Linked DNA regions of Mus musculus: regions 2, 3, 4, 5 and 6 are each linked to region 1. A link is a loop called in an ENCODE intact Hi-C map of the cell type or tissue named here. Cell type or tissue: heart. All regions are shown on one strand. Region 1 has its middle 5.7 kb from the start of Enc1. Region 2 overlaps Rps18-ps4 (ribosomal protein S18, pseudogene 4). Region 3 overlaps Gm5086 (predicted gene 5086). Region 4 has its middle 34 kb from the start of Gm41031. Region 5 has its middle 28 kb from the start of Gm5086. Region 6 has its middle 23 kb from the start of Utp15.

The links. A loop is a pair of places that touch in the nucleus more often than their neighbours do. Peaks named below come from ENCODE experiments on the same cell type or tissue, not always from the same donor. Only the 100,000 strongest peaks of a DNase experiment are listed, where the experiment ranks them.
Region 2: a loop joins it to region 1, with 2.6 times the contacts of the local background. A loop is called at or near these places in 4 of 42 quality-filtered maps.
Region 3: a loop joins it to region 1, with 3 times the contacts of the local background. A loop is called at or near these places in 5 of 42 quality-filtered maps.
Region 4: it touches region 1 in a loop (2.4-fold over the local background); 5 of 42 quality-filtered maps call a loop at or near these places.
Region 5: a loop joins it to region 1, with 3 times the contacts of the local background. A loop is called at or near these places in 14 of 42 quality-filtered maps.
Region 6: it touches region 1 in a loop (2.6-fold over the local background); 10 of 42 quality-filtered maps call a loop at or near these places.

The regions. Positions count from the first base shown.
Region 1 is chr13:97,232,858-97,237,857 of GRCm38, forward strand. No RefSeq gene overlaps it. Among named protein-coding and RNA genes, the nearest start is that of Enc1, 5.7 kb to the right of the region's middle. In heart, CTCF peaks have their summits at 429 (motif pointing right) and 2,367 (motif pointing right); a DNase peak (open chromatin) is centred at 2,364; H3K4me3 peaks cover 484 bases; H3K27ac peaks cover 405 bases.
Region 2 is chr13:97,755,134-97,760,133 of GRCm38, forward strand. Rps18-ps4 (ribosomal protein S18, pseudogene 4) reads left to right here. Exons shown (of 3, transcript NR_152263.1): 3 at 4,959-5,000. It also overlaps the pseudogene Rps18-ps6. Among named protein-coding and RNA genes, the nearest start is that of Rps18-ps4, 6.5 kb to the left of the region's middle. In heart, no CTCF peak of the experiment used is centred here; no DNase peak of the experiment used is centred here.
Region 3 is chr13:97,568,114-97,573,113 of GRCm38, forward strand. All of the region lies in intron 2 of Gm5086 (predicted gene 5086), which reads left to right. Among named protein-coding and RNA genes, the nearest start is that of Gm5086, 11 kb to the left of the region's middle. In heart, a CTCF peak has its summit at 2,074; a DNase peak (open chromatin) is centred at 2,088.
Region 4 is chr13:97,857,098-97,862,097 of GRCm38, forward strand. No RefSeq gene overlaps it. Among named protein-coding and RNA genes, the nearest start is that of Gm41031, 34 kb to the left of the region's middle. In heart, no CTCF peak of the experiment used is centred here; a DNase peak (open chromatin) is centred at 2,204; H3K27ac peaks cover 467 bases.
Region 5 is chr13:97,585,210-97,590,209 of GRCm38, forward strand. No RefSeq gene overlaps it. Among named protein-coding and RNA genes, the nearest start is that of Gm5086, 28 kb to the left of the region's middle. In heart, a CTCF peak has its summit at 2,073 (motif pointing left); no DNase peak of the experiment used is centred here.
Region 6 is chr13:98,237,372-98,242,371 of GRCm38, forward strand. No RefSeq gene overlaps it. Among named protein-coding and RNA genes, the nearest start is that of Utp15, 23 kb to the right of the region's middle. In heart, a CTCF peak has its summit at 3,078 (motif pointing left); no DNase peak of the experiment used is centred here; H3K27me3 peaks cover 249 bases.

The DNA of each region.
Region 1 (5,000 bases):
TTTTTTAAAGATAAATTTATTTATTATATGTAAGTACACTGTAGCTGTCTTCAGACACTCCAGAAGAGAGCGTCAGATCTTGTTACAGATGGTTGTGAGCCACCATGTGGTTGCTGGGATTTGAACTCCAGACCTTCGGAAGAGCAGTCGGGTGCTCTTACCCACTGAGCCATCTCACCAGCCCGGTCTGGGTTTTTTGAGACAGGGTTTTTCTGTGTAGTCCTGACTGTCCTAGAACTCACTCTGTAGACCAGGCTGGCCTTGAACTTACAGAGATCTGCCTGCCTCTGACTCATGAGTGCTTGGTGTAAAGGCATGTGCCACCACACCCAGCTGAACATTTCCATTCTTTATTTTATGGGCAAGAATATTTGCCTGCATGTATGGAAGTGTACCTAGTTTTTACATTATCCAAAGAATCCAGGAGAGGGCGCCAGATCTCCCTGAACTGGGGTTATAGTTGGTTTTAAGTTTTCTGGCGGGTGTTGGGAACCAAATCTTGGTCCTCTGTAAGAGCACCAAGTGCTCTTAACTATCTAGTCACCTCTCCATTCTTAATGTTTACATATACACACCTGACAGTTCAGAGAGACAAGAGGCAAGGCAGCTGTCTCTTGACCCCCTTCTCCCTCTCCAGCACTTTAAGTGCAGTGGCTGACAGACAGGTCCTGTGTTCTATGTTTCTGCTTTTGTACCGGTGTTGCCCTGCCCCTCATAACTAATTCTCCAGCCTGAGAGACTATCTGTGGATTCATTGCTCAGGTAGACATCATTTGCTTTTTGAAGGAAGCTCCAATAGGGACTGGATCCTCTAAAAGGATAGTGTGGGAACAACTCCTCTAGTGGGTTGGCTTCTAGACAACCTGCATCTTCAAGGAGTGGAACGCATTGTGCTCTGGGGACCTGTGCCTACCCACTGACAAGTCCTTCACATCTGTAAGCCATTGTCCAATATAAGGCTTTCAAACATTTGCATAGTCTGTGTACGTTGGATTTAAAACATAATGTCACAATTGCTGGGTTCAGCCAAGAAGTTAAAATCTTCCTTTGTTTTCTATTGTATTTTCTCTCAAGATTCTTCCAAGAGGACACATGAGCTCCCCTGGGCCTTTGGGTTGCAGACATCGAAGTGGGAAGATGTTTCTCTTACTACTTGGGGCTTGATCATAGCAGGGGAAACGGTGCCTCAGTCCGCAGCTGAGAAACTGTCTAAACTAAGTTTGAAAGAGCAATTTGATGAAGACGGGCCTTTGCTTGTGAGTTGGTACCAATCTCTACTGGGTACAGTGTGCCAGAATGAAAACATGATCTGGTAACTAACTGTGGAGAAAGGGTAAAGTGGATTTAAAAAAAAAAAAGTATAATTTTAGTCAATTGATTCCAGCTTCTCGTCTGTCACACTGTTATCAGATCTGTCAACATAGGGCAAAGTAAATCAAACATGTCATGTCTTCTCTTCCTATAAATCCAGTGTGTGTGTGTGTGTGTGTGTGTGTGTGTGTGTGTGTGTGTGAGAGAGAGAGAGAGAGACAGAGACAGAGAGACAGAGACACACACAGAGATAGAGAGACAGAGACAGAAAAATAGAAGGAAATGGGATGCTAACCTAGCACTCCAGGGGGCAGGAAAGCAGGCACCGTGAGTGACAGAAAGATAGAGGAGGCAGTGCAGGTCAGTGGTTAAGAACTAAACTCTGAGTAGGGCAGTGGTGGCACATGCCTTCAATCCCAGCACTTGGGAGGCGGAGACAGGCAGATTTCTGAGTTCAAGGCCAGCCTGGTCTACAGAGTGAATTCCAGGACAGACAGGGCTACACAGAGAAACCCTGTCTTGAAAAAACAAACAAACAAACAACAACAACAACAACAAAGAACTCAACTCTGGTGTGGCGAATACCACATCAGCTCTGGATCACCCCCACGAGATTTTAGTCCTTTTGGGGATAGGTAAATGCGGTGCTTGTACACGATATAAAAGCGAGAGAGGTTCAACATTGTTATTAATCCCAGATCTACCTCTGTAGACAAACAGATTCCTGTCCCCGGGCCTCAGGACAGTAAACTTAGCGCTGAAGGAGAAGTAGCAGGAGATTGGCTGGCTGGGATCTGGCTAAATGACCCGGTTTTGTCCGTTGCTCTCTTGTCTGAAGGTCACTGGATGGCCATGTTCTCGGCCATTCTGCAGACCGGCAGGATTCCGGCTTACAGTTTCCTTTGCTCATCTAAACACTGAACACCCGGGGGCCAGAGTAACCCATAAGAATTTGTAGAGCGTGTTCGTTCGCGCATGCTCGTTCTCTTTTCTCCTTTCTGTAGGATGGTTTTGAATATTGACAGACCCTTTGGTACTTGATCCTCACTGCAGCCAGCAGAGGGCACACTTGCTTTATTTAATCCCTCCTGGGCTCCCAGGCACACCCACTTACCCGGCTTTGTTGGGGTGACTGTAGCATGTCTTAGATGACTAGTGGGTATGAGGAGGAGGGTTTTTTGTTGGTAGTAAATTTTACCTAAAAATTTGGGATGTGACAAATTGAATTTTATTAAACTGTGGAAATTGATACGTGGGATTTAAAAAAGACAAACTTGTCAAAGAAAATACATTTAGATGAAATCTATTAAAGTTCTACCTAGAAAAGCACTATTTAAAAATCAGAATGCATGTTGATCTTTCTTCATTTCCTTCAGCATCTGAAGTGTCCCGGAAAAAAACGTAAAAGGAATTGATGGTGTTTGGGGGGAGCCTGGGCTGTCTTCTCCATCACAGTGAACACAAGACTTTGTTAAGAAAACTTCTCACACAGCTGTGGCTGTGAAAAGCTAGCCTAACTATTTGAAATGTCCACTTTTGTAAAGCTAATTTTATATTGAAAATAATCTTATGATGATTGGACGGAGGCTGGTGCTGTTTATGTTACACACGTATATGAACACATATACACGTATACACACGCATATATACATCTATGAGTTCGTATCATTGCTTAGGCTGTGCTTTTAACTTCATGAGAACAGAACACACTCATCAACACCTCTACCTTTTCATTTGATTTACAGTAACTACAACCTCCTGTCTGAGGCTGAGCTGTACCATTGAGTAAAGTCTGTGCTCGCAGCCTGCTATAAAATTATTTAAATATTCATTTAGAAGTGCAAGTTCTTGGACCACAAAGGTCCCTTCTTCTGGTCCCTTCTTCATGCTGAGACCTGCTCAGACACTTGGCATCCCGCCCTGGAAGCACAACATCCAGGCCAAACAAAACCTTCATTTTTCATTGCTTGGAACAACGGTCGATTCTTGAATGTAATTACTTAGAATAAATTAGGAGTTTAGTCCAGGAGCCTTGGGGCACTGAAAAGATTATGAAAAACAGGAGGGGAAATGGTTCAAGATTCCCCTAGGCTGTGTAAGGTCACACCCTACGGCCGCCTGGTGTGATTCTGATAGGTGCCAGGGAACTCATATCATACCCACCCTACAAGAGCCTCAGGGAAGGAGGGAATAGGGGCTCCTGTACCTCGTTTTTTGCTCTGTTTTGGCTAGGCTGCTTTCTTTTAAACATGGATAGCCACTTCATTTATTTTTTTTTAAAGCTAGATTTCTCACAATAAATTGTAAGATTTATTTATTAAAAATAACTACACTGTAGTTGTTTCAGACACACCAGAAGAGGGCATTAGATCTCATTATGGATGGTTGTGAGCCACCATGTGGTTGCTGGGATTTGAACTCAGAACCTCTGGAAGAACAGTCAGTGCTCTTAGCCACGGAGCCATCTCTCCAGCTCCCTAGCTGCTTCATTTTAAAGAATGTTTTTTAAAAATAATCCTTTTTGTATCAGCTTCTTTTTTTAAAGTAACAGAAAAGAATTATTTCTTCATCATCAGTAATAGGCCAATGGCTCCAGTGTAAAACAGGAAGACAGCATCAATAAAAGACAAAAGACTGGAAGACCTTGTGGGTTTGAACATATAGCAGGTGTCGCTGTCCTTCCTGACAAGAAAGCCTGAAGCCAATGCTCCAAGAGCTTTGAGCGCAGCTTGGGGTAGAGTGTGACTTTAGCATGCTCTGGGTCCTAACTTCAATGTCTAGTACTAAAAGACCAAAAATAATCTGGTCCCCATGGGATAAGAGAACACATTCAAGGCCTGCCGGTGTTCCTTCGGTAGCTGAAGGTGTAGAAGGAGGGGCTTCCGTAAGGGTCCCAGTCCTTGGAAGTTCCTTTTTTCTCCTTTCCCTTCCACACGTGTGACCAGGAGATGGCATCCCGGCTGAATGTCCACTTCCTAGCAGAGGTTCAAGCTGATAAAAAGAAAAGTACAGATTCTAGGTGTTTCTCTTGTCGATGGTGGTGTTACCAAGTATTGGAAAAGAAGCAAGATAGGGAGAAAAAAAAAGATTTATTTGGGCTCATAATTTAAAGAAATATAGTCCACTGCAAGGAGGCAGGGTTAGGAGTGTGCGATGGCTGGTCACACTGCCATCTTCAGTGAGCAGAGAGAGGTGAATGCCAGTGGTCAGCTCCCCCCACCCCCAATGCATTTAGTCTGAAACCACAAGCCCGTGGGATGGCTCTGTCTCCATTCAGGGTCAGGGTCTTCCTCCTCAATGGAAACTCTCTGTAGATGCCCTCTCTGACACATGCCTTAAGGTATATCTCTCCTAGGTGATTTTTTTTGAAAACCTTTTAAATTTTTATTTGTTTATTTCTATGTATATTGTAGCTGTCTTCAGACACACCAGAAGAGATCCTATTACATACAGATGGTACCAAAAGAGGGCATCAGATCCCATTACAGATGGTTGTGAGCCACCATGTGGTTGCTGGGATTTGAACTCCGGGCCTTCAGAAGAGCAGTCGGGTGCTCTTACCCACTGAGCCATCTCACCAGCCCTCCTAGGTGGTTCTAAATCCAGCCGAGTTAACAATAAAGATTAGTCATCACACCTTGGGTGGGCATTTGGCCCTCTGCCATGTTGACTCTACTGGGCCTGGTTCT
Region 2 (5,000 bases), 520 kb after region 1:
GCCATCCCTCTAGGTTCAGCTGAAACCAGGCCGAGGAGACCATTGCTGAGTCCCTGTTATACAACAACTATGTGTGTGGCTTTGCCAGAGGTTTTTTGGTTTTTTTTTTTAAAGATAGTGTTGTACTACGTAGTACAGGCTGGCTCTGTACCCACAAACTGCTTGCTTCTGCTTCCTGAGTGCAGGGATTGAAGGCAGACATGCTCTTTCATTCTCCCTCCCACCAGTGTGTGTGTGTGTGTGTGCGTGTGCGTGTGCCTGTGTCTGTGTGTCTATCGGTCTGTGTTTATGTGTGTAGGCTTATATTCTTACATCTAATAGACTCCAAAGGGAAGCTCCACTGCACATCATCTGAGGGATGGACAAGTACGTGGCTATTTCTACTCAGTGGAATACTTATCTTTTCTCATCAGGACACCAGGGTTGAACCTAGAGCCTTACAAAGTTCCAACCTAATAACCTAAACAAACACTCTACCACTGAGCTATATTCACAGCCCCTTTCTTTGACCTTTGAGACAGTCTCACTAAGGTGTCCAGACTGACCTTGAACTTGCAATTGTTTTCCTCCTGTTCCCTAGTAGCTAAGCCACAGGTCTGAGCCAATGAGCCCAGCTATGAACACTTGACAGTAAAGAGAAGTCAAGATCAGTCCTACGATGGGGAGCTCTCCCAGCTCTGATGCTGAGTAGACTAACGGATGTTAAGCATGTATATATCATCTACTTAAATTGTGATTATAAAGGACAAAACCAACCAATAGATCTATAGTGCTAGAGCCCAGAGCAGTAGTCATCTTGGTGGCTGGGGAACAAAGATGGGTTTTCGGTGTTACTGATGGCTTCTCTGAAGTATGAGCTTTCAAAGTTGTATGCTTAGGGCACGTGCCCTTGGGTGGACATGTCTACGTCTGCTCATATGCCTCAATAAAAATTATATATAATAAAAACATATGGACTTGGGATATGTGTGCTTGATAAATGACTATGTAATACTTATATCCATAACATGTAATACTTCGATAAAAAGTTATTTAAAACAAAATGTGAAGATTTATAGAAGTGTCTGAAAGTAAAACAGTGGAAGCTGATAGAGCAGGTGCCGTGCACATGGTTAACCCTTCTCGAGGGCCCTGACTCCAGCCTGCAGGGTTCTCCTGCAGTTGGCTTTGCGCCACCCTGGATGATGGAGGAGCACTTTGTACAGAAGCTTAGTGGTTTCATTTGCTGGCTTCTGTGTTCTGCTGCACTAGGCAGGGCTCCTGAACCCTCAGTGTCTCTCACACGGGAGCTTGGTCAGCATTGTAGAGGCCCCAGGTGAGGGAAAGAACACAGTGGTAACTGGTAGCACGTCCTGAGTGAAAATAATGGAGGCCTACAGATGAGATTCTGTGGTCTCCTAAGCCTTCGGGGGCGTCTCCCTAGGAAACATCAGACCCTGCTGTCTCTATCTACCTTCTTGGCTTTCTAATTTGAACCTTAATTAAAATTTCAGTTTGGCTTTGTGGGACTTTGTGACCACGGGGAATTTTTCATCTCCAAAATGGTGTTGATAATAGTAAGGTTGTCCTGGAAAATGCTCACCCTGTAAGATTATGAATGCTTCTGACACTTGTGATCATTCTTGCTCTCTTCTGCCATTAATGTGTGATATTCTTGCCTTGTCTAACATTCGAAGCGATTGGCCTTTGAGGTGTGCCAGCTATCGGAAGACACAGTCCTCTTACAGAACACTGTGAGAAAAATCACCCAGCTTCCAAAATGCATACAAAATTACCCAGCACGTCTCCTTTAGAAAACAGAATATAGAGAAAACAACTTTTGGGGACAACGGACACAGACTTCTGAATTATTGGCTCTTTGAGCAATTTCCCTTATGGGATATATTCATGAGAAACAAGGCCACAGACCACATGCAGCCAAGAGACAACCAAAGCCTTGTTGTGTGCCTATCTCCGCTGAGGAAGGGAAGGCAGGGCCCCTACAATTTTAGAGCACAGTTAAGTGATTATCCTACAGTTCAATGCTCCTGAAGGCAGCTGTACATTAGCCTGGAGGAGAATGGAGCAATGTCTTTACAGAAAAAGAGATCTCAGAGTGGAATGCAGGGCCCGGCAGCGTGCCATGAGCTCACTGTTTTTGGCAACAAATGGAAACAGGGATCCAAGAACAGCAGCTGCCCGGAAGCTTCCCAGCAGGAAGTGGCAGCACCCACAGCATCAGAAAAAGCCAGGTCAGGTGGGCCCTGGGTGGGATCTTTAAGGGTCTTGAGGCTATCAAGACACAGGCTGACTTGGCCTTATACTGCCTCTGGGTCTGAAACACATACAGCCATCACTTGCCTAATACGATTTAATGGCAAGAGAGTTAAGTTGAAATCTCTAGAATCTGTGGAGTCTTCAGAGTCATTCACAGGAGTCATCTCCCTTCTCCAAGCCCACGAGACTGTGGAACATGTGCATGGGAAGGGGTGGAAGATGAGCGTTGTCAAGGTTACACAATGAGTCCTGCCAGTCCTGTAGAGAAGAGGGAAGGGACTAAATCCCAAGTGTCCATTGCTGCAGTTTCTCCTCTCCAATTCTGCTGCTCTCACTATGCTAATGTGGAACTCCCACAATTTAAAGATTAAATTGAGTCGGGGCCAGTGATGGTGCATGCCTTTAATCACAGCACTCAGGAGGCAAAGGTGGATCTCTGAGTTCAAAGCCAGCCTGGTCTATGGAGCCAGTTCCAGGACAGCAAGGGCTGCACAGAGAAACCCTGTGTCTCAAACAAACAAACAAACACATACACAACAACAAAAAACCCAAAACGGCAACAAAACCACATCAAATGGATACAAAGTCTTCAGTACAAATGGGACCTGAGACTCTGGTGGCTCATAGGAGAAGCAGAACTGAGCTGCCTGCTGCCCCACATAGGCCCTGGCTGTTTTGGGGGTTTTTGTTTTTCACCTCTAGGTGACTCTCCCAGAAAACAAATACTCCCTTCCAGGAGTAGCTGGAGAGTTAATAAATGAACACAGAAGATGAGCTGTTGGGTGCTGTGCAGCTTTGCAAGTGAGCAAAGTCAACAACAGCAACATTCGCAAGGGCAGAAAGTGAATCCAACAAGACGATCTCTTTCTCCGCAGACGAGGTCCTCCAACTCCGGCAAAAGCTACCATTCTTTCTTGCTCGCATACCTAGAAAACTTGTACTTCCCTTGTGCTTACTGGCTAGAACATTTCTTCCCCACCCTGATGCATCCTGATTCTTAAATAACACGTTGTTGTGTTTATTAAGCAGGGTATGAGTCCTAATAGGTTTCAATGCATCTTCTACTTGATCTTCCCCTCAGCCCTGGTAAGGGAGCAGCGTCTTTACAGGCCATTGTACCAATAACAAAATGGCCACAGAGCCATCTGACTCCTCAACCCTGCCATTCTGGAACCTTCACTTCAGGAACGATCACGCAGTAATGGAATCAAGGCTCTATTGCCACCAAGAATCGCTGAAGCCCGAGTCTAGCAGCCCAGGGTTTGTGAACACCTTCTAGCTTTTAAGTTTTAGAAAACTGTAAATAAGGGGGACGGTGTTGATCAGCTTAGTAAGAAAACAAGGACAGAGAACGCAAGTATGGGGATTTTGGAAAAGCATATCCTGTCTGAAGCCAATAGACTTCAAGCATGCTTTGTGGCATTAGTTTTAGAACATAAAATCCAATCACTCTTGTGGACAATTGGATGGAATGAAGACAAGCACAGCATTGTCTCTGAACAAACATTCCCCACATAGGGCGGTTCCTGTGGAAACAACAAAAATAAGCCAGCTTAGTTATGCAGCGTTCACCTTCCCCAGGCTGTACACAGGGCTGCTTCAGAGAGGGCAGTAGGCAGAGCCAGCCACATAAATCCCCAGGACAGAGTACTTCAGGGCACAGAGAAGAGCCACACCTCTCTCATCTGTGATATCCAAGTCAATTTCTTAGTATAGTTAACTTCCTCAATCTATTCAGACCACTTGCTACAAACCAGTTTCCAGTGTTGAGGACGTGAAATGGGTACTCAAAACAATCCTGTTGATTGATCTGACCTGGTTTTGCCTATTTGTTTATTTGTTCATTCTAAAAGAATTCTGTTCTCTTGGGGTTAAAAAAAATGGCTGAAAACAAGGTGTCAAAGATGTCTATATCCAGCCAGGCAGTGGTGGCGCACGCCTTTAGTCCCAGTACTTGGGAGGCAGAGGCAGATGGATTTTTGAGTTGGAGGCCAGTCTGGTCTACAGAGTGAGTTCTAGGACAGCCGGGGCTACACAGAGAAACCCTGTCTGGGGGGTGGGGGGCGCAGAAGATGTCTATATCCTTGTGAGAATTGTCCACATCAGTGAACAGCTCTCTATAGGTACTAATAGGAGTTGGTTGGATAATTTCTCCTGTTCACCGGTCAAGACTCTCTCCTCGACCCACAAGATACTGGGGAGGGAGAACCCTGATTTCGTGGGTGTGTAACAGAGCCCTGCGCCCCTCCACCATTAATTCAAAGGAGCAACAAGGAGATTATTTTAAAAGCTGAGGGACAGTTACCAAAAAGGAGGTAGGGATTGACATCAGACATTCCAGATTGGACATCTACATAGCCAGTGGGCCAGATACCATGCCTTCGTAATATCCTTCCAGAAAAAAAAGGATGACCTACATTGTCAGAGTGGGTTGAGGTGTGTGAGCTGAGTGGAGGGGGAGGGGGGGCTTTGCGGGAAGCCTCTGCCTCTCACTTCTATGTATGGTTTCTGCCGTCCCCAGGGACATGAGCTTCTTCCTTCTTCTCAAATGTCTTGCTGCAGAAATGCTCCCAGTTTCTCTCCAATAGATCTTCAGAGGCCAGTGCTCTAGGGTCCTCATGACCTTCCTAAAGGGGTGAGGGCTTTGCAGGAGTTATGTCATTCTCGAATCTGATTGGTTTATTTCTTTTTTTTTTCCATAGGTATATAAACTATTTATTAAGAGCAAAGGCCCAGAGACTCAT
Region 3 (5,000 bases), 340 kb after region 1:
TAACTGCTGAGCCATCTCTCCAGCCCCTCAGTGAGAGGTCTGTAAGTAGAGGAAAATCCCAGAGTTAGAAACTTTCTATATCCTAGTAATGGCTTATTTCCTACAGCAGGTGTTAGAAGCCTTTGTATTTTCTCATCTGTGATCACAAAGTAGAGTGGGGGTGGATTTTAACCTTCATGGGAGAGCTTGCTTGGGAACTGTGGGTGAACAGGAAGTATCTTTATATTCCTAAGTCCATCAAAATCTGCCACAAGAGCCTAGCATTAGTGAGTGTGGCTCCATTAAAGAGGGATGGGAGGTGATTCTAATTGTGAGCCCAATGCTTTCAGAGCTTTTCTTCTAGTTAGTTGGAATTCTAAGAATCTGTCTCACAGAAGAGAGAATCAGAAACATAGACAAGATTTGTGTGGGTGATATTGCTTGGAAGGGTATTTTCCTAGCTGGGAGAATATTTTTCCCACGAACTGGTCACTGAATCCCAATAGAGGGACAGCAGTCTTGTATTAAGAGTGTCAACTTCTGGAATGGTGACACTTATAAAGATGAGGGGCTCTAATGATGAGCCGGAACTGGACAAAGAGATGACTAGACTGCTTAGCCAGAGTGGGAAGAAATGATCAGTCCTGCCAGGGAAGGCAGGGCTATAGGAACAGGACATCTGTAGGGGTGATGCAGGAACTATATAGAAACTTCTGGACCTGATGGGCCAAAGTTTGGGTAGCCTCCAGGATCTAACTGTGTGAGTTTACTTGAAAGAGAAAAAGAGGAGGGATACAGGAGAGAGGTTGGATGAGGAAGAGAGAGTGGTATCCATCTGGTCTTTGGACAGAACCCAGTAGCATAAACATGGGCTTATTTCCACAGAAGGCCCCTAGAATCCAACGATTCTACATGGAGATCAGGGACCAGTAGAGCAGCCTGGCCTGAAGTCATGTAGATCCAACTAAGATTTCGGTAAATGGATCTATATCTTAACGTGGTCCCAGGTAACTTGTGTGGACACTGAAGCTTGGCAAGTGCTGAACGTGGAGATAAGCATGGCCATTACATCTCCGAGTGTGAGAACAGCTGTCCACCTTGAATGTCCCTCCAGTGCAGCCCTTAGTTGGGACAGAGCATGGAAGGGGGCTAGCCTCAGTCTTGGGTGTTTGGGGGAGGAAGAATCTTATCTGGAACTGAACTCTCAGGTGAGTGTTTAGATGGAGGAAGACAGTATAAAGGGCCAAGGAAGAAGTGTGGATGAAAATTAAGATGAACATACGATGTTCTGGGAGGTCTCAAAACTAGCACTGAGGTAGGGAGACAGAGCATCTTGGATCCACACACCCCAGTGATACATGCTACAGGTGAGGCTTTGTCATATTCCTTGCTAGGTAAGACTTGGCAGTCTCAGTTCTGTATGCTGCTGTCATGCTCCTCGTTATAAGGTAATGACAATGGGATGCTATACAGTTGACATCACTGTTTTTCAATTCTTGGTTTTTGCCCCCAAACAGGCTCTCGCTGTATGAGTCTGGTTGTTCTATGTTGTTCTATGTTTGTAGACGAGGTTGACCTCGAATTCAGAGATTTACCTGCCTCTGCCTCCCAAGTGCTAGGATTAAAGGTATGAGCCATTACACCTGACTTTGTTTGTTTGTTTGTTTGCTTTTAAAATTTACTTAGAAGAAGGACTGAAAGAAAAATTCCTCATTTTTGTATAAATTTAGATTTTATCCTTTCACATTTTTGTACTTTGAAAAAAAGTAGTGCAATCCAGCAACTTTCAAAGTGCCTCTTCCAGGGACAGTGGGCCTCTCCCTTTCTCTTCATATCTGTCCCATATTGTAGAAATAGGCCATTTTTTTTGTAATTAGAAGAGAACAAAGGAAGCAAGAGATGAGAATGAAGACTGTTCATCTGATGTGCCCTGTACTGCTAGCCATGTACATCCTCTGTCACCCTTGGCCAACCTTGTTCTTCTGTGGAAACACAATGGCCCACAAGGTGCAGAAGACAGTTAGGAGGCCCTGGGGAACAGGAAGTACTACAGAGCTGTAGTTCCAAGCTTAGCAGGGTGGGTCTTAACAATGTGTCTTTCTAGAACTCCATGGCCCGTCCTGGTGGGAGGAGGGGCTGAGTACAGGAGGCTGCCTGCTCCAGCAGGAAGCCCTCAGTGTGTCAGCCAACAAGGGATTTCCTTCCTGTAAATGAAAGAACTATGTGAACCCAAAGTTATATCCCACCAAAATGTCACCTCTCCCATGCCAGACAGAAGGAGTACCCCTATTAATGCCTGCAGTATTTGGCCAGGATGTTTTTCTGGGCCATTCTCAGCACCTGGTGCAGCCATGGCCCATCCTTGACCTTTCTGTGTAAGTAACAGACAAGAGTAATTGTAATTACAAAACAAATAAGGATGTGTTTCTGAGATGCTGAACAGGTTTGTAAAAGAATATGTGACATAATTAGCAAACAAGAAAATGTATAACGTGACCTCAGTACATATGGAAAAAAAGATCTCCCTGCTCACACTGTAATAGCAAGCCACCTTGATCCTGTAAACATGGTGAATAATGTTAGAGAGTTGCTGAGCTCAGGGCAATTAGAAGGTTAATAAGAGCACCCTTGTGCCACTTGCTTGGTTTTTTGTTTTTGTTTTTAAATAGGAGAGCAATGTGTTTGGAAACCTGGTGGATACTTTCTGAGAAGGAGGCATAGAGATGAGTTCCTCACTGAGCAGCACAGTGTCTGATGGTAAAGCAAGAGCCCTGTGAGAGCAAGGCTCCTGATGGTTTCACCTTAATAACACACACACACACACCTCACACACACCTCATACACACACACACACACACACCACACACACACACACCCACACACACACACCACACACACACACATCTTATACACACACACACACACACCACACACACACCCCACACACACACACACACACACACACACACACACACACACATCCCACACACAGAGGCACACAGACACACAGACACAGAGATATACCACACACACAGACACACACAGACACACCACACACACACACACACACACACCACACACAGACACATAGACACACACATACCACACACACACACACACACCACATAGACACACAGATACACACAGACACACACCACACAGACACACACAGACACACCACACACAGACACACACAGACACACCACACACACACACAGACACACCACACACAGACACATAGACACACACATACCACACACACACACCACATAGACACACAGATACACACAGACACACACCACACAGACACACACAGACACACAGACACACACACACACACACACACACCTCACACACACACAGGCTAGGGAGATGGCTCAGTTGGTAAATTACTTATCTTGGAATATTGAAGATTTAATTTCCATCCTCAGAACCTCATATGCTTACCAGATAAGAGCATCAACCCAAATGACCAAGTTTGTTGTTGTTGTTGTTGTTTTTAATTGTTCACAGACTGTCCACGGACCATCTTCCCTAAAATGGGTTTCAAAGAACAGCCTCCATGATGTGATGTGAAAGATAAGGCTTTTATAGCCCAGGAGTAGGGGGTTTCCGAAGGAGATTTTTGGCAGGCAAGCAATCAGAGTCACAGAAGCAGAAAGCAAGCATACCACGCTCATAACAACTTCCTGAAACAATTGCTGCTCCTGGAACAGGCGGTGTAGAATCATTTGTAGTTAAGGTTACAGGTGAGGCATAGGCCAGTCCTTGAGAAATAGAAGTCTAATCCTAAGCAGGGTTGGGCCTAGTTTGTCTTTACTATAAAATGACTTTTAAGCCCACAGTGGGGACAGGCTGGTTCATCAAACCGACCTTTGAAAAGTTGAGTGTTCCGCTCTGGACCTGTAATTCCAGCACCAAGGAGGTAGAGACAGAGCAGTCCCTGGGGCCCGATGGCTGGACAACTTAGCCTCCTTGGTGAACTCTGGGCCACTGAGAGACCCTGTCCCAAAACTTAGGATAGGAAGTGGCCATACCACAACAAACAACACACATCTTTTCAAACCCACACTTTTAAAAGACCTCTTTAGTTGTCAGAAAGATCTCTGCCCCACCTGAGACTCACTCGATTTCTCCAAGAAAAGAAGAAACATTGCTCGGATCTTTCTGCCAGTTTCGCACAGGTCTCCCAATTTACAGTTGTGGCATGTCGGGCTGCTTATTGAGAGCCTACAGCTGAGTCTTCTGACATACCTCTTAATGGCCTTGACCCTGGCTAAATACAAACTAGGCCATTTGTTGGCTTATTTGCCCTTGTCTGTGTCATCAGCTTTGACAGATGGTGGTCAACATGGTGACCAACAAATGTCTGCTGGGCCAGCCCTCCCTGGGGTCTGCCAGGAAGGCTTTTCCTCGTTTTTGTGCCTCTGTGGCTGTTTTGTGGACCTCAGCTGCACAGGGAGGGACTCAGACAGGCAGCTGGGGAGGAGGAGCCTGCCAGGTGGGGGGAAGGAGACCAGAGGCCATTGGCATAGGAACAGCCAGGGAATGTCAGGACGAGGAAGGCAATGCTGCTCTTCTTCCCTTCTCCATAGCCTTGCCCTTCACACCCCACACTGACCCATTAGGGCTCGTTTTTCCCTTCCAGGCCACATATTATTTCAATTTCCACCATTTTGCAATTGGATGAAAGAAGGTAGGTTCCTGTAACCTGGGAACAGACTCAGGTGCGTGAGAAAAGATGACGCACAGCATAGTATTAGCAATACTTTTAAAGATTCTCATTGTTTTCCAGATAACGACCTAGGTAGTTTATATGTAAATTTTGGAGAATCTAATGTAATAGAATATGCAAGTATAGCTGTATTATTCATTTCTGCAGCTTAGAAGAAGCAAGCTCTTTGTTCTAGGGGGAGAGGGGCCAGTGCTGTTTTGCTAGGGGCTGAGTCGTCTTTCTTTTCTAAAAGGTAAGCCAAGCCCTCTACAGCGGTAAGTTGATTCATAAATCACCTAAGCTCCTT
Region 4 (5,000 bases), 620 kb after region 1:
CTTTGGGATGGAAGGGTTCCTTTCCTAGCCTTCAGAATCTTCATCCAGAACCATGGGCATCTGAAATCCTTCCCAGTCTCATTCTTGAGAAGGCACTATATTAGCATATGAGCCCAGACCCTGATGAGTACCCATTGGAACTGTCATTCTGGATGCAGTCTTGGATTGCAAGACATAGCAGACAAAGTTCTCACCAGCTGAGATGAGAAGAGAATGTTCGCTGAGCAAGGAATCAGGATTTAGCTCTGTCTATCACAGAGAGATGAGGGTGGCACCAGGGGAACATCTCTGTGTGCCTAAGCTCCTGATGGCTGTGTGAGAAGCCAGCTGGTGACACTCTGGTCTTGAAGAGGCCAGAGCTGGTATTCTCCAACATAGGGTTAAGCCCAGGATCCAACTGTGTGTACCCTGAGACCCAGTTCCCTCTCCAACTCTGCACATCACAGGGATTCACAATGAATCCTTCTTGCTTCCTACTGTGGTTTTTTTCTGCACTAAAAGGCTTTGGCTTCCAGGCTGCTTGTCTATTTATAGGTTAGCAAGCTGTGTTCCCATTGTTTGGGGTCATATAAAAAGATAATGGTTATTTCACCTTGCAGACCTGTGTGTACATGCCAAGGACTGATTTCATTATCCGTCATCGCGGAAGGGTAAGAGGGTGTTGTGTGAAATTTTCTAGGTCAAGAGGTATGGAAACACTTATATGTAACAGATAAGACACCAGTGACCAAATAAACTATTTAATCTAAGCCTGCCTTGGTAAGTCAATGGATTTCTTCGGATGACTTTCAGGAGTGTAGGTGAAAGTCTACATTTAGGAGAATGGGTAACTTAATGGTAGCTGTCTGTTATCACTAAAGTCTCACTTGACCACGGGAGGCCCCATCTCCTCCAACCACTTCCTGTATACTCTAGACACTCCCCTAAGACTATGCACAGCTAGAGAAGACTATATATGTAGCTGAGTGGAGCTGGAAAGAACAGGAAGCTCAAGTGAGAATCCTCCTTCCCCTTCTGTGGGGAACTGTAATAGGTTTGATCTTGTGAGAGTTTGCTCTGGGTCAAGCTGAACGTGTAATGCCTGGAGAACAGAGTTGCACTGCAGCGGCCAGCTCTTCTAGACTAACGTTTAGCTGGCACTGCCTACGGGATGAATACTCTGTGTAGTTTTTAATGGGGAAGCAGAAGCCCTCAGGGAGATCAACAATAGACTGATCTTCATCATACTCAAAACTAAGCAAGAGCTTTCTAAGATCCGGACTGTGCCTCCTAGGACAAATGGCAGGGGACTGTGCGTTTTCCTTAGACATCGCCTTTGATGATGGGCATTATCATCTGGTTGAACCTAGGCTATTCTTACTTCTTGCTTTGGAGGCTGAGAATCCCACCACTCTTTTTCCCAGACTCCCCTGAGGGTAGGGTGGCCATGGATCTGATGCTGAACTGTGGGAGAGAAGAGGAGGCCTGGTGGTTTATGAGGTTTTTGCTAGGTTGACTGCAGACATGAACAGGTACCTCCTAATCCCCTTCTCATCTCTGTGAGACTGAAAGGAGGACCTCATACATAGACCTGCAGCAGCGACCTTGTGACCACGAGATAGGAAGCATGCTGGAAAAATCACAAAAGAATTGCAAGCATTTCAGACTCTCTCTCTCTCTCTCTCTCTCTCTCTCTCTCTCTCTCTCTCTCTTTCTCTCTCTCTCTCTCTTCCATGTCTCCTCCCCCCCCCACTTCTCTTTGTGTCTTTGTGTCTCTCTCCAGGGTTTTTCTGTGTAGCCTTGGCTGGCCTGGAGCTAGCTCTGTATTCCAAGTTGGCATCGAACTCAGAAATCTGCCTTCTTCTGCCTCCTGAGTGATGAGATTAAAGGTGTGCACCACCACCTCCAGGCCAAAAACTCTCTCTTAGGACTCTTCTTAAATTTGATGTATGGAAAGAAAGATAAATCCTGAGTTGTTGAAGCCACTGCAAAGTGAATTCTTGTTACATGTGTCTCATGTGCCTTTCCTTTTTTTTTTTTTTTTTTTTTTCAGAAATGTAGAACATTGGTTGGACAGGATGGGAGTCATGGGGATAAAAGAGGAAGGAGCCGAGACTTGGAAGCCTTCCTTGTTGGCTGCTGTTGGCGAAGCAGGTCAGGACAACCAGAACTGATTTGCTCTGGGGGCTGCTGTGTGCTGCTCTGTCCTGGGAAGGGTGCCCTTTGCACATCTGGCCCGGCCCTCCAGACTCTGGAGTATGGTCTTGGGGCTTCCAAGTCCCTCCTTCAATCCCTGCATTCTTTCTGCCTCCTATGTTTTAGCATAAGTATTAAGTGGCTTAGGGAGTATCATTGTTTTACATTTCAGCAGAAGAGAAAAAGAGCAATTAAGTAGTCATAGAGGGATCATTAAACATCCGACACAGCAAGCCAAGGTAACTTCTTCCTGAGTTGTTTTGGCCCAACCTTTATAAAAGCCATTGCCAAAATGTTCACCCTATAGCTAGTTTCTCCTTATTAAAAAGCTGTCTGCTGAGTGTGGAGTTGAGAAAAAAAACCAAGGCTAGACCACTGGGACAGTGGAAGGTCCACAGTGAAGTGGGACATTGCCTACTGGAAAGATTAACTAGAAGTCTAGAGCATGGTCCCTAGTTACTCATTATGGCGGGGCCAGCGCATTTCATGTAATCTGCCGAGTGTTTGCACAGCTTTAGGGACTTGGCCTGGCTGGGGCAGGGAGAGAATGAAGGAAGGACAGACACAGGAGAAACCACAGACACACATATGCAGAAGAGCTGGTATGCTCTCTGATGGAGGAACCTGAGCATCCCGGAAGCTCAGCCTGTTTACTATATATCGTTGAACAGGGGGGTGGCTTATTGCATACAGCTGAACAAGCCTGTGGGGCTGTTACACACAGATAGGAAAGCCCAGATTTTACATAGAGCTGAGCCAGGAGGCAGGCTTAGCTCATCTCAGTAGGATTGGCCTCTGTAGGAGAGCAGTCTTTAAGCCAGAGACATCTGGGGGACAAAGCTACAGTGGAAATATTCTACATAGCCGATCAGTGCTCTCACTAGGTCCCTGTAGAAAGGCTTTGAGCCTCACCCAGGGCAGGCTTTGTCACTCCCATAGGCCTGAGGCGCTGGGTTCCTTGACTTGGTCAATGTAGTAACTACACACATTCACTCAGTACTTTGTTCCTCAGCGTTTCCTCTGCTTTCCACAGGACCCATTCAAACTGAACCCAGTGGCCATTCTTTCCACCTTTCATCCTACTTGATAAGCTCTTGACTCAAGACTCTAAACTTTAGAGCCCAGTCAGGTACAGGACTCACACTCACGCTGCCTGCCCGGGCTCCCTCAGCCTTGTCTCAGGGTATTGGCATATGAGAGAATCTCATGTAGTACAGGCTGATCTCTAATTGACTGTGCAGTCAACAATGACCTTGACCCATGGTCCTCCTGCCTATATCTCCCAAGGGCTGGAATTAGAGATGTACATCACCACACCCAGCTTTCTCTTTTCTTCTGAACCTTGCAAAAAATTTGCAGATCGAGTGGTGTGGATCTGGACATCTGTCTGGGACATTGCGGGAATGAAGAAAGGGAAGACCCGGGTCCTGAGTTCAAATCCCAGCAACCACATGGTGGCTCACAACCATCCGCAATGAGATCTGATGCCCTCTTCTGGTGTGCCTGAAGACAGCTACAGTGTGCTTACAGAGAATAATAAATAAACCTTTTAAAAGAAAAAAGAAAAAAAAAAAAAGAAAGGGAAGACTCGCAGATACATGTACAGAAAAGCTGGAGCCAGCTGCAGTGTACACACTCTGATGGAAGGGCACCTACTAATGGCACACCCCTGAACCTTAGCTTGCTTATTTTGGACAGTACAGTGGGGAGGGGGTGGCTACTCTTGGAGGGACGTTCTTGTAAGTCAGCAGTCTCAGACTGTGAACACATGGGAGGAGGAGGAGGAGGAAGAGGAGGAGGAGGAGGAGGAGGAGGAGGAGGAGGAAGTTGTAGTTGTATTTCTAGTCTTTTTACTCACGGAGTACTCGCTCACACATAAACCTCTTTGAAAACCATTGCCAGAACCTAAGCCATCCTTTGCTGTATGAGGAACCGAGGCCTTAGCATCCTCGACATGGCCTTGCCCGTGAATAATGCACATTCCCTCAGGACTTGCTCCACTCAGACTTCCTCTGCTCCCTACAGTTTTATGCTGTCTGTCTGTCTGTCTGTCTGTCTTTACATTGCAGTCATTTTCGTTGAGTGTTTTTCATTGCAGAGATTAAAGCAATCTCTTTATTTCTGGGTAGGCTAAAAGGTTTCTTCTGAAATCAGCCTTTGGACTCTCTACATAATATATTGATTGTATGTGGAATACATAGAGATCTAAGCCTTATCACCTCAAGAAGGATGCCATCATTGATGTGCCACTCACTGGGTCACTGCAAGAGCCCAGGTGACAAGCACTACTCAACACCACATCAGTCTGAGGGGTTTTGATACAGTTGAAGTGTCAGAGGACCAATCGAATGATCTAAGGCCATTGATGACAACCTGCTGCAGAACCTGTGCCTGCAAACACTACTGAGGCCTCTTGCAGGAGATTCCGAGAGACGTAGGAAAGAACATCCCAGCTCCTCCCCATTGCCTCCCCGGTGTCATTGCTAACTCCACTTGAGAGGCGGATGTTTATTCTAAGGTCATTTCTCTGTGACCCCTAAAACTTTAAATATCTTCAAGTTTCATAACCAGAGTTCCCAGCACCAAGAGCATCCAGACATGTGGGGGGCCATCCAAAGCCTGGTCCCCCAGCCCTGTACCTGAATCGCTCACGGAGTGCCAGCCAAGGATGAGATTCAAATCTGAAGTTTTTTCTCTCAACAGTATTTATAGCAGCATGCTGGTTACTGTTTGCCTATTTCATTCTTGCTATAACACTGGTGACCCAGTGGAGGGACAGCCGCAGCAGGTGCCGCTGGGGTGCACAGAAGCAATCGAACCTCAAC
Region 5 (5,000 bases), 350 kb after region 1:
GTAAGTTGCCCAGGCAAGTCTTCAGCTTGTACTTCTCCTACTCAATGCTCTGGGTTTCTAGAATCACAAAGCTGTACTGCCAGATCCTGTCAGATACTACTACTACTTCTTCTTCTTCTTCTTCTTCTTCTTCTTCTTCTTCTTCTTCTTCTTCTTCTTCTTCTTCTTCTTCTTCTTCTTCTTCTTCTTCTTCTTCTTCTTCTTCCTCCCCTTCCCCTTCTCCTCCTTCTTTCTCCTTCTCCTTCTTCTCTTCTCTTCTCCTCCTCCTCCTCCTTTTTCTCTTCCTCCTCCTCCTCCTCTGCCTTCTCCTCCCCCTCATCTTCCTCTTCCTCTTCTCCTCTCTTCCTTGCTTTTGGAGACAGTGTTTCTCTGTGTAGCCCTGGATGTTCTAGAACTCACTGTGTAGACCAGGCTGACCTCAAACAAAAATACAGGGGTATCCTCTGCCTCCCAAGTGCTGGGATTAAAGGCATGCAGCACCACACCCAGTTTCAACTATTCTGTTCTTAAGAGAACAAACCTAGCTGAACCTCAGGGGTGCCTTCTTTCCTTGACTATTTTTCTACTCTAGAAAAGATCTGAGGCTATGTGAAGCATGGTTTATCATATCTCAGGAATCAGGCTTCAGAAATAATCACGACTCAAACAGACTCAGGGACAGGATAGTGTAGTGGCTATGGAAGGGACCATGAGAAGATTACATCCATTGGCTCTGTGAGGAGTTGTCATGGAACCTGCTGCCACTGTGCTTTCTGGATACTGACTACCTCAGATACAATCTTGCAGGTCCCAGACAGTTGTCTTGGGAAGATCCATACCCAACAACAACGTGGTAAAGCCATCATGAGAATGACAAGGGAGTCTGGCCAAGAGAAACATAAAGTAGAGACCTGTGTCATGTCGCCTGTGAGCTCTAGGTATCACAGACACGGAGTAAAAAGGTCAGAGAAGAACCGAGACTGCAGAAGCTGAGACACTGTTTCCATGGCCACCGTGGCCATGCAAACAGTTTTACCCAGGTAGGCAGTAGACAGTATTAAAATGGCTCTCTGCCAGATGGAGCAGCGGCAGCTCAGGTGGCCTCTGGCTAGTGCCGCTACTTCCACTGGCAGGGTGGGTGCTTCTCTTGACCATCTCAGAACTGTGGAAGTTGATCATCCCAAGATGGAATCTCTCCTGTCAGGCCTAGACATATGGAAAATCAGAAAGAAATTACAGAGCAATCCTCACGCCTGCTTGCTGGAGATAAGCACTTTCTAATGACCCAACAGTTTTTCCTCCTTTCTGAACATACTCTATACCCTACATCCCACATATGCATGCACACATTTCTAAAACAAAATTTACCTTTAACATTCTTTATGTCTGTATAGAATCAGACAAGGCGTTCTAAATAGACTCCTACAATGAATTCATTCCAGTTCCTGCCTCAGGTCTATATGACCAATGAACCTTGTCTCTGCGTCAGTCTCCTTTTCCTCTCCCAGTCTATCATGACACAGACATTCACATTTCTTCATGGAAAGGACATCATTAGTATATCTATGACGCATGTTTTCTCATCGTCGGCATTTAATTGGCTGAGATGTTCACTGTGACTTTCCCATACATGACCAAGGCAACAATAGAGAGGCCCTCATCACTGAGAAACTTTCCAAACAGTTTCTAAGCTGATCTCCACTCAGCATCCAACTTCCCTATTCCCTACACCACGATCTTATATACAGAGTGTGATGGATAATCTGGGTCGTCAACTTGACACACCTGGAAAGAGAAGAGAACCTGAGATGAGGAATTGTCTCCATCTGATCTACCTGTGGAGTGTTTCTTCCTTGCAACATTTCTAATTGATGTTGGAGGGTTCAGCCCACTGTGCAAGGTACCATCCTTAGGTAAGTGAACATGGGCTCTATAGGAAAGGTAACAGAACTTGGAGATGGAGAGGAGGCAGCAGTTAAAAGCCCTTGTTTCTGCAGGAGACAGAGGATGGAAGAGTGAGGAGGTGGAGGGAGTTCAGCTCCCAACACCCAGGTTGGTAGCTCACACTGTCTGTAGCTTCAGTCACAGGGGGAGCTGATGCCCTCTTCTGGCCTCCGTGGGTACCACACACATGTGGTCTATATATGTAGACCAGGCACAATTTGTCTACTCATGCAAAAATAAATGAATTAAAAAAAAGAGTTAGAAGAAAGGTAGTAGAACTTGATCCTGGATGCAGTCTAGTAAGCAGTGCCCCTCCAAGGTCTCTGCTTCAGTTCCTGCCTCCAGTTCCTGCCTTGGCTTCCCCTTTGATAAGAGACTGTATCATCTCTAGGCTGCCATGATCTCTTCCCCAAGTTGCTCTTGGTCATGCTTTATCACAGCAACAGAAAGCAAACCAGGACACATGTTTACCAATCAGTAAGGCAGGGGGTAGGGATGATAGGGACAGGACACCTTCCTGATGCCAGCTCTATCCTGGGAGACTGTCACCCATGTTCCTCAATCAAACTCTTTGTTGTGCTGGGTTTTGTTTCTATAAAATTCAAACAAGGCATCAAGACACTGTGTCAGAAACTTTAAAGAGTCAGATGAATCAGATGGTTGGGGAGGAAGGGAGGGAGGGAGGGAGGGAAAAGGGAGGGAGGGAGAGAGGGAGGGAGAGGAAGAACAGAGTGAGATCTCTGACTATGAGTGGGCTAGGAGCACTTTTCTTCCTGAAGGTGTGCAACTAGCTGCAGTTACCAAAAGAAATTCAGTACTTATCAAATTAGTAGGCTTAGAAAGAAAACAAAAACAAAAACAAAAAAATACAAAATCAAATCAAAACAATACAAACAAGCCCTCACTCTGAACTGTGGATCAGGAGAGGTAGCGTCAGGTCCTGACTGGAATGCAGCTGAGCTCAGAGCAGGCAGGAGACTGAGCTGGCCTCTCTCCTTAGGAAGAGCATCCCCCTAAACCCCCTACCCCCACTCCCCCACCCCCACAGGAAGAAGCAATTCACAGTTATTATGGTAGGCTTAATAGGGGGAGATTTCCATTAAGTCAGAGGGGTTTCTGAGTCAGCCCATTGATTAACACCACTTGAGAAGCACCAGGGGCGGCTGTGAAAGACATTGTCATTCAGCAGGTTGAGGCCAACCTCACCTCCCCTAAATGCAAACTTGTGGATTTGCTACAGAGTCCCTCAAATTCTCAAAAAAAAAAAAGCCCTTCTTTTGACCTATCATGCAGTACAGTCAGGAATGCTGTGGTTTGAATCTCAAATATCCTCTAGAATCCATGTTCTGCACATATTGTGAGAATATGCTACTGCCTTGCGAGACTGTGGACCCTTCACAGAATGGGGGCTATTTGTGAGATGCCTTCAGATTGGGCAGAGCTAGGTTGTTTAGGGTCTACCTTCTTTATTTTTTAAAACTCTCTCTCTGCACCCCCCCCCACGCTCTTTCGTGCATGTAAGATCATACCCAGGTGGCTGCAGCAAGTGCTTTTGCCTGCTGTGCCATCCTGCCAGCCCTCAGACCCCCCCTCCCCCGCACTTTGGAGATGTAGCCTTGTCCTGATATTGGTCCCCCTCTTTGCTTCCTGGTTAGCCATCGTGGGAACATCTACCAAGCATACTTCTTCCTCCATGGACTGAGTTATCCTAGCATGCCTTTCCCAATATTATAGACTGAAATTATGAGCCAGAATACAACATCCCCTCCCTTATATTGTTTCTGTCAGCTATTCTGGTCACAGTGACACAGAGAAGTCGCTGATACAGAGAAGTACTGCCTTCCCACACTCCTTTGTCATTTGTGTGTCCCTCTCCCGTGTTCTGTGCTTCTCTAGATGCACCCACAATAACAAAGCCCAACACTTCTTGGACCCTCATTTCTGTGGTTGGGGTCTGTGTGACCCTCTCCTATAAATATGGTTCGCCTCCTTCAAATGCACAGTGCCGAGGGCTGGGCCTGATTGTGGCTGTGTGTGTGTGTGTGTGTGTGTGTGTGTGTGTGTGTGTGTGTGGTAGAATCCTTATTGCCTTCCTGGATGGACTGGGTTAGCTATTGGGAGAGTGAGTTGCTATTAATAAAGGCTATGCTACTCGCTGGGCTTCCTGGGCTTGGCCTCTTTCATACATGCCGGTGTTTCCCCCTTTCTCTCTACCAGGAGTTGGAGTACCCGAGGCCCTTCTTTAATAGGGCTACCTAATCTGGAATATCTCAGACCTGAGAGCCAAAAGAAACCTTTTCTTTATATACCACAGGCATCCTCTGATAGCACCAGAGAATGGACTCAATCAGATTTATATAGGAAACCTAAGGAAGAGAGAAGTTAAATAACCGCCTCTTTAGTGTTAGTAGCTATTAAGAGAAGCAGGAAAGAGGGTTTATCAGAGCCTGGATTCTTCATTGCCCTGTGCATTCAGGCTGATATAGTTGGCTCCGTACCTTTTCATGGTCTCCTGTGGAACCTAGTGGCCCTTTACAAGTTCATCTACTGAAAAGGTCAGCTTAGGAACTTTGGGAAGGTCATGAAACACTTGCCCCTCTGTAAGGGAGAGGCTAATTAACATTTCTCAGATCACAGGACGGAACTGATCTCGACCTCGGGTGGGGACACATTCCACAGGAAGACTGTTGCCCACCTTCAGACAAGGGAAGTCACCTCATTCCCTAAAGACCAATCAGTTTAAAGGGCACATTGTTCCACCAATCATATTGTGCCTAGTTGCTGATGCTCTATTCTGCCCCTGGAAATCACATAAAAACTCGCAGAACAGGTGCTGGGGGGTGCCGCCTCTCCTTCCGGGGACGACCCCAGTGCACTGGAACAATAAATTCCTCTTGCTTTTTGCATCGATCCCATCTCCATGTGGTTCACTCAGGGGGTCCCCAGTAAGCTAAGGCTCCCCAGAGTCTTACACTACCACCTCCAACACTCTCCCTGGCCTTTCTGAGGCCCTTAGCCCTTTGTCAGGCTTTTGTTAAAGCTCATCTATCTAGAGCCAGGTGCTTCTGTCCCTTGAA
Region 6 (5,000 bases), 1.0 Mb after region 1:
GAAATAACTTGGTTTAGCACTTTTTGGGAGGTTTGGGTGGCTTGCCCACATATATGTCTGTGTACCATGAACTAGAGAAGGCCAAAAGGGGCTTAGATGTCATGGAACTGGAGTTACAAATGGCTGGGAACCACCATGCGGGTGCTAAGAATCAAACCTGGATCATCTGGAAGAACAAGTACTCTTAACCTCTGAGCCACCTCTCCAGCTCCAAGAACTTGATATAAGGCATCTGCTTATAAGTTGCATGGTGTCACTTCTGCCTTGATTCTATGGAATAAGTCAAATTGCATGCCTCCTCCTGACCTCAGCCAAGTGGACATACCGGAAGTGAGAGACCCAAGGCGTAAGGCCAATTCAGAGCCAGAAAGGTGGAGATCTGGAATACACACACCAACAGGGTTTGCAAATGCATGGGAAAAAAAAGTGCAACCTGGGAACAAACATGTTTGCCATGCTTGTCTTTATTTGGCTGACTTTAGGAACGAATGATGGACATTTTCTCCTTTAAGTTCTAGATCTGTCCAAATGGCATGAGTCTTGAAAGGGTTAAATAATTCATTAGCACAATACTCAGATCTAAGACAGGCACGATTGCCAGGAAGCAAGATAACCTACGCACATTAGCAGTGGCACATTCATACAATAAAACATTAGTGAGCAATAAAAACTAAAAAGGGGTAGCAAGCCATTAAAGATGTGGAAAAAACTTTATTAAATGCATTTGCTAACTGTCGTGGTTCCTATATACTTGGTCCAGGGAGTGGCACTATTAGATGGTGTGGCTCTGTTAGAGTAGATGTGGCCTTGTTAAAGTAGTTGCTTAATCCTAAGAATTCACATGGTAGAAGGAGTGAACCAACTCCCACAAGTTGTCCTCTGACCTCCACACACATGCTGTAGCACTTGTGTGTTTGCATGCATGTGTGTGTGCACATGTGTCTGTGTGTATGCCTGTGTGTGTGCATGCATGTGTGTGTGCATGCGTGTGTGTGTGAGAGAGGGCATTCCTTCTGGGACATCAGCCGAGGAGGAAGGTCAGCTGGGTGCTTTCTCTGCCTCCCTGAGCTAGCAGGCTTTCACCCCAGCATCTGGCTCCCAAGTCTTCAGTAGTAAAATTGAACAATTGGAATTTTATTAAAAAAAAAAAACAGAATATAAGCAAATAGAAGAAGCAGGGACTAACTGGGGAAACAGAGGCAGGGAGGGGAACAAAGGATATCAGCATGTGCATGAAGACACCATGATACAACCCATTGCTTTGTGTGATAATCCGAAACATTGTGTAGAAAAGACAATGCCTTACAGCAATATTTATAGGAATTTGCCAAACTCATTAAATTAGCATAGCTTATGCTCTTAACCTTTTGGACAATAAAACGATCATATACACCAAGCTAATACGATTCATTTGAATAGGGAAAATCTGAATTAATAAATGTTTGAAGATGACAACATTGTTATGGTTTGAATCCGGGCCATCCCTCAGAGGCTCATGTATTTTGACACCTGGTCCTCAGCTCCTGACCCGGCTTTATAAGTATCATGAAATATAATGTGGTGATGGCTGCAAGGTAAGGGTAAGGCGGCAGGTACCTAGCAGGCCTGTGCAAAGCTGTCCCCTGAAAAACCATGCCTGGTATGAGAGGTTTATGTCGGGGAAGGGAGGGAAAAGGGGTAGATGCAGACAGAGCCACGAGGACAGAGAAAGCAGGAATAAAGGATAGAAAGAGAGAGAGGCCGGCTCTCGTGGGGAACAGAGAGAGAAAAAAAGAGTGAGAGTGAGAAGGAGGGGGAGAGAAGAAAGAGGGAAGAGAGAGGAGGGGAGAGGAGAGGTGAGGGGAGGGGAGAGGGGCTGGGATAGCGAAACGTCCTCTTGTACACTGCCAGGCCACCTGCACCCGGCAGCGGCACAGGTAGCAACGGTGGCATGTGATGACATAACTGCTGCTAGTTCTCTGGGAGGAGTCTGTAAGCCAAGAATGAGGTTATGGAACTTTTGGTGTAGGGGTCCTAGCTGGTGGAAGTGGCTCACTGGGTGGGTCTTGAAGGCTCTGCCTCCGATTCCAGGCTCACGGTCTCTGTGTCCTGGCTGGTCATGACGTGACGACTCCTGCACACTCCGCAGCCATCATGGGCAGATCTGTCTGTGACCCCTATGCCTTCCCTGCCATGGCAGAGTGTACGCTCTGAAATCACGAGCCAAAATAAGTTCTTCCTGACTCTCGTACACTCCTTCACTCAGGTAGGAGTGTTGAGAAAAGTAACAGAGACAAATGCCATCAAATTTCCTAGTGTAGCACCAGTGAGCTAGGGGGAACCACCCTCTTGCTTTCTTCTCATTTGTATAGACTGCAAACCATACCAGGTACTCTCTTCTTACTTCAGTTGATCTCAAGTCAGTTATACACCTATTTTACCACTTTGTATACCTCATTTACTCAGAAAATATCCTTAAGAGCTGGGTAAATAAACTCAGTGTTAGAGTCCTTACCTAGCACCTGTGATGACTCAGTATACATACAGTGCATGCACGCGCACACACATACACACCCACACCAATATAATATATATATGTGTGTGTAGTATATAATATATATAAAAGAAAACTTGAACATAATTCTTACCTAAATGAACCAATGTTAGTAATTAGATAAGCTAAGAAGAAACTCAAATAAACCAAAAAGAAAAGAAAACCAAAAGAAAAAACAGTGGCGTTTTCTGTGTCACCATAGTGTTTTCTGTGTCACCATAGCCTTTCTCCCAGCAAGCCTTCAGGGGACGCCATGTTTGCCCCATCTGGCAGATGTGCAAGCCAAGCCTGTGCTTTCCCAAGGTTAGCCAGCGCATGCTCTTCCCATTATTCCACGTGGTTGAGAAGCTTCATCTTTTAAAATAGAGCCTTGGTTAGATTTGTTTCCCTATTTCTGGTTATAATCTACTAATAACTACATCTATTCTTTAAATCTACTTGGTTAGCATAGCAATAAGCAAAAGGCTTGTTTGCGTTCCTTCTGAGAACTTCAGAGAAGGCGCAGAGGCCGGTTTCTCACGCTTTTCTAACACCGCCCTCTTGTGGACCAATAGTGAGTTGCGGCACCATTTCAATGTCTCCTGATTAACAACTTCCAGAAAGGTTTTCTATTTGAGTTGGATCTCATCGAGAAATGAAAGCTATCTCCGTGTTACATTATAAACTCTAAATACAATGTTTCTCTGCAAGGCAGCACCAAGTGACCATTTACTCAGTCCATGGTCAGTAAGCACCAGAGATGTATTAGGCAAAAAGTTAAGAATACAAAAGTGAACAAGACCATTCTCTGTATTTATACAACACAAAACATTATTTTGTGCACTGCTCTGCTCGGAAACGTGCACCTTTTAAACTGGAGACTTGAGCTCAAATCCAAATTTGCCACTAACTAAGTGTATGACTTTGGACACATCACCTAAACTGTCACCCAAGTGTCATTGTGTGCAGAACTAGATACCAGTATTACCTGCTCTATCTAGATACCCAGTGCTCTGTGAAATATTAAACAGTGTGTGTGTGTGTTTCAGGAAAACTGATATTTCCTTGGATGAAGGAGCTTCAGGGACAAGGGGTAACCAGGCACAGACCCTGCAGTGAGAGAAAAGACTCGTTCTCCAGGATCCATGGTGATAATACTCACTCTTCAAATGTACCAAAGCTATAGAAAGCACTGCTAGGTGTACAATTGCTTGTACATACAAAAACCCGAAATCCAGGTTATAATTGATTGTAGATGTAGAATTCTGAAAGGCGTCAGAATGCCCATCTGCAGGGGACTGGTTGCAGTGATTGTGGTACCGCTGTACAGTGATGTGGGACACAGCCTAGGAAAGAATGGGGTAGAGCCACAGGCACGGAGGTATCCCCAGTCTCAGTGCAGCCTAAATGGAAAACTGGAATGCACAGCTGGAATGCACAACTGGAATGCACAACTGTGTGCTGCATGCCCCCATCTGTTTAGAAGCGAGCTAAACACATACAACTGTGTTTAAAGATGTGCCAACTACAGGGGGAAGAATATTGTACTTATTGGCTTCTGAACCCTCTGTCTGGATGCTAGAATGTCTCCAGAATTGCAGAGCTTCGTATTTAAAACCACATTTCCCAGAAACCTTTGCAAATAATGTCCCGGATGAAAACTGGCCTCCTAGATGAGATGGATGTGATGGTTAATCACAGGTACGGACTTGGAATCACCTGGGAGAGAGGCCTCTAGACGTGTCTCTGTTTAATGAGGTTTAACAGAGGAGAGAAGAGCCACCCTGAATGTGGTTGCACCATCCCGTGGGCTGGAGTCCAGGACTAAATTGCAAAGGGGGCGGGGCATTTGAGCCCCAGCATGCATCTCTGTGATTTCTGACTGTGGACCTGTGTGAGCATCTTCCTCACACTCCTGCTATCATGACTAGAGACACTCTCTCCATTGTGTCTCCCTTGCCCTGATGGATTGTTCCCTTACACCACTGACTAAAATAGACCCCTTGCCTTTGTTAGGTAATTTGTTATGAGAACATTAATACCGCGTGCTGACACCTGACTAGGAAGGCAGGGGTAAGGAAAAGCCAGCTTTCTGCTTGTTATTGTCCACAGACAGGAGATGGGAACTGAGAGGTGACAGTGACTAAGCCAACCAAGGTCTAGTCTCTAGCTTGCAGATGGTGAAAGTCACGGCCTTCTGCTTTCTGGGGCTGTGCTCTTGAGCAGTGGCTCCATTCCAACTCCTTGATGCTGTCAGAAAGCCCTAGTTCCCTATATTAAATCAATCCTTGTGTGCACCAGCTTTCCAGCTCCATTGACAGTTCGATACATAGGAAACAGGTACTTGCTCTGTTGTGTTTAAGATGAGATGTCAACCTGACTGCTCTAAAGGAAACCCAGATAACTGGTACAGCACTAGCACAGGTGTGTCTGCAGGGTTCTCTGAAACATTCGCATTTCAATCAGTTGACCTAGTTAGGAAAATCTG